3 separate regions of the Mus musculus genome follow, and all the other regions are linked to region 2. The links are chromatin loops, found by intact Hi-C in ENCODE. Cell type or tissue: left cerebral cortex. All regions are shown on one strand.

Evidence for each region. Hi-C counts contacts between places; a loop is a spot of excess contacts. Peaks named below come from ENCODE experiments on the same cell type or tissue, not always from the same donor. Only the 100,000 strongest peaks of a DNase experiment are listed, where the experiment ranks them.
Region 1: a loop joins it to region 2, with 2.6 times the contacts of the local background. A loop is called at or near these places in 6 of 42 quality-filtered maps.
Region 3: it touches region 2 in a loop (4-fold over the local background); 3 of 42 quality-filtered maps call a loop at or near these places.

What each region holds. Positions count from the first base shown.
Region 1 is chr13:98,015,411-98,017,910 of GRCm38, forward strand. The region is part of intron 9 of Arhgef28 (Rho guanine nucleotide exchange factor (GEF) 28); the gene reads right to left. Among named protein-coding and RNA genes, the nearest start is that of Gm34388, 120 kb to the left of the region's middle. In left cerebral cortex, no CTCF peak of the experiment used is centred here; DNase peaks (open chromatin) are centred at 1,265 and 1,639; H3K4me3 peaks cover 1,450 bases; H3K27ac peaks cover 948 bases.
Region 2 is chr13:97,233,763-97,236,262 of GRCm38, forward strand. No RefSeq gene overlaps it. Among named protein-coding and RNA genes, the nearest start is that of Enc1, 6.1 kb to the right of the region's middle. In left cerebral cortex, a CTCF peak has its summit at 1,471 (motif pointing right); a DNase peak (open chromatin) is centred at 1,464; H3K4me3 peaks cover 406 bases; H3K27ac peaks cover 262 bases.
Region 3 is chr13:98,003,414-98,005,913 of GRCm38, forward strand. The region is part of intron 9 of Arhgef28 (Rho guanine nucleotide exchange factor (GEF) 28); the gene reads right to left. Among named protein-coding and RNA genes, the nearest start is that of Gm34388, 110 kb to the left of the region's middle. In left cerebral cortex, no CTCF peak of the experiment used is centred here; a DNase peak (open chromatin) is centred at 1,453.

The sequences.
Region 1 (2,500 bases), 780 kb after region 2:
TTTCCTTACAATAACTACAAAATCATTAAATAGAATTCCTTACGAACAAATTTCCCTTAAATAATTAACTTCTAAACACACACACACACACACACACACACACACACACACACACACACACACAGAGAGAGAGGGAGAGGGAGAGAGAGAGAGAGAGAGAGAGAGAGAGAGAGAGAGAGAGAGAGAGAGAAGCATAGAGTTAGCAGCAAGCATGAGGTCTCTTTAAGCTTTACAAAGTCTAGACATGTTTAAATCAACAGGACTCTTTATTGTCAAAGTAACTCCAAGGTAACTGCGATTAGACAAATTCAAAACATTTACCTAGTACTGACCCCCAGACACATCCCGGAGCCGCACTTTTTTTTTTTTTAAGTATGGATAATGACGCTAAGGTAGATTTTAAAGTAAAGGGAGCGGAGGGGGAAATACATGTATGTACCTCAGAAGTCCATACACAAAGTGTCTTACGGCAAGATCTCTAGAAAGACTTGTGAAAACAAGAACTTTACTGGCAAGCAGCAGGCAGGGAAACACAGGACAGAGAGGTAAGAACGCAGAGGTGCCGCGGTTTGGCTCTGGGCAAACAAAAGGCTCCATGATCTACCTTTCTTGGATGCCCTGCGCCGAATCTTCATCTTGGGGAAGGAAGGCCAGGAGTAGTTGAAAGGTGAGTCCGAGTCAGAATCCATTGTTTGTTTGGGTGAAAGGATCAGCTGAGGCAGAGGAGTGCCTGCAGACCGTGCCCAGCCCGGAGCCTCCCCCGTGATGTCAAAGGCAGGAATGGGGCTGGGTGAAACGGCTCCAAACTCAGGGAGGGAGAGGCAATAAACGTTTTGCTTCCTTCGGGCGTTCAGGCATGTAGACCAACAAGGAGGCTGTAAATATTAAAGCCAAACCAGAGAAGCCGGAGGGGGGTGGTGGGGGACCTGGAGTCTGGCTGATACATCGCAGTCCAGTTATTCAAAAGGTCACCAGGGAGCAAATGAATCATTAACTCCCCTCTTCTTGTGGCTGGATATGGAAATGAAGAAGGAAGGGAGCCGGGAGGAGAAAGAGCGCTGCCCTGCTGCCCTGCCTCCCTGCCGCCCTGCCGCGATTCAAGAAAAGCTTCCTAGGCAGGCGCCTGTTTTGCTGAGCGCTAGGAAAGCTGTGTTGTGCTATGCTAGGTGATGAAGGCTGGAGTTTGTGTGTGGACAACCAGTCCATAGCAAATGCAAGCCAGTCCGCTCCAGGATGCAGCCTCCCTGAGAAGCTAACAGTCTACACTGTGAGCATCTCGGGCAGGTTTGAGGCTGCAACTGGCGCAATTTACTTAACCATCTGGTCTCCTGGTCCTTTCGGTCCTAAGGTGGGCACCTGCTTTTACCTTTGTCTGCAGTAACTGCAGTGGATACAAAGATGCATCCACTGGCTAGGGCGACATGAAGCAAGCGCGCGCGCGCGCGCGGGCGAGAGAGTGTGTGTGTGTGTGTGTGTGTGTGTGTGTGTGTGTGTGTGTGTGTGTTTCCAGGTTCGGCAGTCAGTCCTAAGGGTTTAGGTGACTCTGTAGCTCAGTTCTTAACTTTCATTTACCACAAAGCAACAGTTCCTGCAGTCCCCCAAAGGCTTTCCAGTGATTGGCACGCAGTGGAAACCCGCACTGCCTTCCCATAAACCCATAAACCACGGCTGCCACTCACCGGTCTTCCCTACTCTGATAGGCGCACAGAAAGGTGTGACCCACGTAAGATTACAGTGAGCAGCCAGGGTCTACAGAGGACTCTCCCACAGGAGCCTCTTGAAAGCACTTCTTGCAGGAGGAGGAAGGCCGAGAAGTCCTATGTTGTGCTGTGTTTTGTGAAGTCTTCGGATGCTTAGAGAAAGCTAAAGGGAAACAACCTGAGGGGCCATTCAACCGTGTAGGCTTGGAACACGGCAGTGTATGTCTTCATTAGCATTCATCTCTTTACTTCAACTATTTCTCCAACTGTTAGCGGCATCACAGCCTGCTCTGTGGTAGCTGAGCCTCTCTGATCAGGGAGGGGTGAGTGAGAGGCAGAAGCAGAGAGATACAGTGTGGCAGGGGCCTGCTGGGGTATGAATTCAAGTCACAATCAGAATAATGTAAACTGCTTCTGTGATTTCATGTGGTTTTCTATATGATTAGAAAACTATAGCAACACATAAATGGCATATAGCTGGAAGGATTATGTCTAAAGTTAAAATGAGTACTTTTCAATTTTGTAGCCTTTGATTTGGAGAATAAATTAAATATTTTTCTTAAATGGATGGGTACACCTATAAGAATAAATTAACAAAAAAACAAAAAACAAAACAAAACTTTTTAGGCCGGGTGTGGTGGTGCACGCCTGTAATCCCAGCACTTCGGAGGCAGAGGCAGGCGGATTTCTGTGTTCGAGGCCAGCCTGGTCTACAGAGTGAGTTCCAGGACAGCCAGGGCTACACACACACAAAAAAAACCCTGTCTCTAAAAAACAAACAAACAAAAAACCCAAAAAAA
Region 2 (2,500 bases):
GTGCCTACCCACTGACAAGTCCTTCACATCTGTAAGCCATTGTCCAATATAAGGCTTTCAAACATTTGCATAGTCTGTGTACGTTGGATTTAAAACATAATGTCACAATTGCTGGGTTCAGCCAAGAAGTTAAAATCTTCCTTTGTTTTCTATTGTATTTTCTCTCAAGATTCTTCCAAGAGGACACATGAGCTCCCCTGGGCCTTTGGGTTGCAGACATCGAAGTGGGAAGATGTTTCTCTTACTACTTGGGGCTTGATCATAGCAGGGGAAACGGTGCCTCAGTCCGCAGCTGAGAAACTGTCTAAACTAAGTTTGAAAGAGCAATTTGATGAAGACGGGCCTTTGCTTGTGAGTTGGTACCAATCTCTACTGGGTACAGTGTGCCAGAATGAAAACATGATCTGGTAACTAACTGTGGAGAAAGGGTAAAGTGGATTTAAAAAAAAAAAAGTATAATTTTAGTCAATTGATTCCAGCTTCTCGTCTGTCACACTGTTATCAGATCTGTCAACATAGGGCAAAGTAAATCAAACATGTCATGTCTTCTCTTCCTATAAATCCAGTGTGTGTGTGTGTGTGTGTGTGTGTGTGTGTGTGTGTGTGTGAGAGAGAGAGAGAGAGACAGAGACAGAGAGACAGAGACACACACAGAGATAGAGAGACAGAGACAGAAAAATAGAAGGAAATGGGATGCTAACCTAGCACTCCAGGGGGCAGGAAAGCAGGCACCGTGAGTGACAGAAAGATAGAGGAGGCAGTGCAGGTCAGTGGTTAAGAACTAAACTCTGAGTAGGGCAGTGGTGGCACATGCCTTCAATCCCAGCACTTGGGAGGCGGAGACAGGCAGATTTCTGAGTTCAAGGCCAGCCTGGTCTACAGAGTGAATTCCAGGACAGACAGGGCTACACAGAGAAACCCTGTCTTGAAAAAACAAACAAACAAACAACAACAACAACAACAAAGAACTCAACTCTGGTGTGGCGAATACCACATCAGCTCTGGATCACCCCCACGAGATTTTAGTCCTTTTGGGGATAGGTAAATGCGGTGCTTGTACACGATATAAAAGCGAGAGAGGTTCAACATTGTTATTAATCCCAGATCTACCTCTGTAGACAAACAGATTCCTGTCCCCGGGCCTCAGGACAGTAAACTTAGCGCTGAAGGAGAAGTAGCAGGAGATTGGCTGGCTGGGATCTGGCTAAATGACCCGGTTTTGTCCGTTGCTCTCTTGTCTGAAGGTCACTGGATGGCCATGTTCTCGGCCATTCTGCAGACCGGCAGGATTCCGGCTTACAGTTTCCTTTGCTCATCTAAACACTGAACACCCGGGGGCCAGAGTAACCCATAAGAATTTGTAGAGCGTGTTCGTTCGCGCATGCTCGTTCTCTTTTCTCCTTTCTGTAGGATGGTTTTGAATATTGACAGACCCTTTGGTACTTGATCCTCACTGCAGCCAGCAGAGGGCACACTTGCTTTATTTAATCCCTCCTGGGCTCCCAGGCACACCCACTTACCCGGCTTTGTTGGGGTGACTGTAGCATGTCTTAGATGACTAGTGGGTATGAGGAGGAGGGTTTTTTGTTGGTAGTAAATTTTACCTAAAAATTTGGGATGTGACAAATTGAATTTTATTAAACTGTGGAAATTGATACGTGGGATTTAAAAAAGACAAACTTGTCAAAGAAAATACATTTAGATGAAATCTATTAAAGTTCTACCTAGAAAAGCACTATTTAAAAATCAGAATGCATGTTGATCTTTCTTCATTTCCTTCAGCATCTGAAGTGTCCCGGAAAAAAACGTAAAAGGAATTGATGGTGTTTGGGGGGAGCCTGGGCTGTCTTCTCCATCACAGTGAACACAAGACTTTGTTAAGAAAACTTCTCACACAGCTGTGGCTGTGAAAAGCTAGCCTAACTATTTGAAATGTCCACTTTTGTAAAGCTAATTTTATATTGAAAATAATCTTATGATGATTGGACGGAGGCTGGTGCTGTTTATGTTACACACGTATATGAACACATATACACGTATACACACGCATATATACATCTATGAGTTCGTATCATTGCTTAGGCTGTGCTTTTAACTTCATGAGAACAGAACACACTCATCAACACCTCTACCTTTTCATTTGATTTACAGTAACTACAACCTCCTGTCTGAGGCTGAGCTGTACCATTGAGTAAAGTCTGTGCTCGCAGCCTGCTATAAAATTATTTAAATATTCATTTAGAAGTGCAAGTTCTTGGACCACAAAGGTCCCTTCTTCTGGTCCCTTCTTCATGCTGAGACCTGCTCAGACACTTGGCATCCCGCCCTGGAAGCACAACATCCAGGCCAAACAAAACCTTCATTTTTCATTGCTTGGAACAACGGTCGATTCTTGAATGTAATTACTTAGAATAAATTAGGAGTTTAGTCCAGGAGCCTTGGGGCACTGAAAAGATTATGAAAAACAGGAGGGGAAATGGTTCAAGATTCCCCTAGGCTG
Region 3 (2,500 bases), 770 kb after region 2:
GTCTGATCAGTAAACAGAGCACGCAGAACAACACAGACCCTGTGTGCTTCCTCTGTACTGTTTAATCCCTTTACTTAAAACATCCAGAGATGGTCATAGTGGCAGAAGGCTGTAGTCCTAGCATTCAAGAGGCTGAGGCAGGAGGATTGTTGAGTGTAAAGCCTGTTTGGGCTACCCAGTGAGATTCTGCCTCAAAAAATGAACAGATAATCAAGTATTTACTCTCTTCTAGAGAAATACAGGAACATCAGGCAAAGTTGCAAATGAAGGAACAGGGAAAGGAAGAAAAAGCATGGAAGTGAGGGAGAAGAAATAAAATATGAGACACAGCAAAAGCACCACCTTCAGCACTCTCGTTCCCATGACAGACGGTGAACCCCATTGCTCTGGCTATATACACAGTGCTTACTGCAAACCAGACCCTCGTGATTCCATTCAGTCATCTGAGCCTAAACAACACGGGCAAGGAAGCCAAGGTGTCGTTCAAGCCCCGCCCCCAAGAGCACATGACCACTGTCAGTCACCTGCTGGCCTATTCTAAGTACTTTATTACTGGGGTCACTGAGTGTTCTATTGTGAAGCAAAGAATATCACGTTTGACTCTGGAATATTCTCTATCAGAGACTGTTCAATTTAGAGGTTGAGGTTTGTTAGATTAAAGTTAAATTAATATTCCTAACATTGGTGAACATTTCACAGTGGGCATTTCAGAGAGGTTCTGAACGCACGCCTGACTTTGCGAAAAAGAAAAACGGTTTAGCAGTAGCGCAATTTTCTTTTTCCTTTTTTCCAAAAAATATAGATATCACACCCATTAGACACTGACACATGCTAGAATATTTCACAGAAATTATTTTAGATATTCAGGCACAGCTCCAATCTGGCATGGCTGATAATTCTGAACTACCTTTTGATTTTCAATCTCTCTCTCTCAATCTCTCTCTCTCTCTCTCTCTCTCTCTCTCTCTCTCTCTCTCTCTCTCTCTCGTTGTGTGTGTGTGTAAAACTCAGTCTAGATGAATTACCTATAACCATATAATCATTTTTTTTTATTATTCTTAGAGGAATGAACTGTCAAAAATAATACCATTTCATTTCTTCTCCACAAATTAAATCCTCTGGAATACAGCACACATCTGAGACAAAGTGAGCATAATTTTATGCTTATGGTGTTACAATGTACAAAGTAGGAAAATCTGACATTTCCATCAGCTTTGTAGCAATAGATTACACTAGACAGATTATAAATGCAACCATAATCAACTTGTAACAAATACACTCTGATTGCAAATTCTTTGTCATGTGCATTAAAAATGAAAGAAAATGGCATTTGAGCAATGTCTGGAATTTTCCCTTTAAGAAGTCTCATCTACATGCTACAGTGTGACTTATTTCTAGGTATGTTTGCCTTCTTCCTGGGCCCCAAGTGTGTAATTTCTCCTAGTAACTGGCTGCCAAGATATGACAGAGTAGGCCTGGCTGAGAAAGCATCCATGAAACAGCAGATGCATAATTTCATTTTGTTTTTTTAATAGCACAACATTCAAAATACCCAGGAGAAAGAGCTAGAAAGCAAAGTCAAGATGCCAACAGATAGCTACATGTCATGACATATAATTGGTTTTTACTTTCAAATTTTTATGACATACAATTTCTAGATTTTCAACATCTTTATATATAAAACAAGAGAGGGGGGAAAGTCCCTTTCTTTTGCAATGTAAATGTTCTCATGCCGAACACTAGTTTATCAGTAAGCTCCCCTTACTGGGGAATGTATGCAGAAATGTATTATCTGGAAATGCTTTCCCTAAGAGTACACAGGGCTGTTTTTAACCATCTGTCATATGGTATCTCCATACCCACATGGGTATTAACATAACCATTTTTCTAGTTAGTTCTTTTATTTTCCGTTTTCTAAATTTCTACTTGACAGTTTTATATACATACATAACACATACTGCCTCCTCTCACTTTCTCCCATCTCCCCAGTACCCATCTACCCCAGCTCGTCCCAACAAATCTCTAGCATGCATTCATACCTACCAGTGTGAGGTAGGCTATGGATGTAGCTTGGCCATAGTGCATTTGCCTAACGTGCACAAAGCCCTGGGTTCTATCCCAGAACTACCAGATAAAGGTGATGGACTACTGTGCCGCAAACCCAGTAGTGACCAAGAACAAACCCTATCGTTGCATGCTAAATTGTTTGCCAATTTAAGGAACCCTTGCCAAGTTCTGGAAGACAGAGCAGGCCCTCACACCTTCAGTGTGAGCCACAAGGAAGTATGCAGCTGCCCTCGAAAGGAGAGTGACCAAGCCCAGAGAACTGTGGCCACTCTCCTCAGCCACTCCTCTTCAAAGCTCCCTCGTGACTTTGCTGCCGTTAGTCTTGGCATGGAAAACCTCACCTCAAGCTCCTCTGAGCTAGACCTGTGGCTACACAGAAAATTATCCAGATTCCAAGACGATCTCCATCCCAGGAATTTTCTGTGGGTTGGAT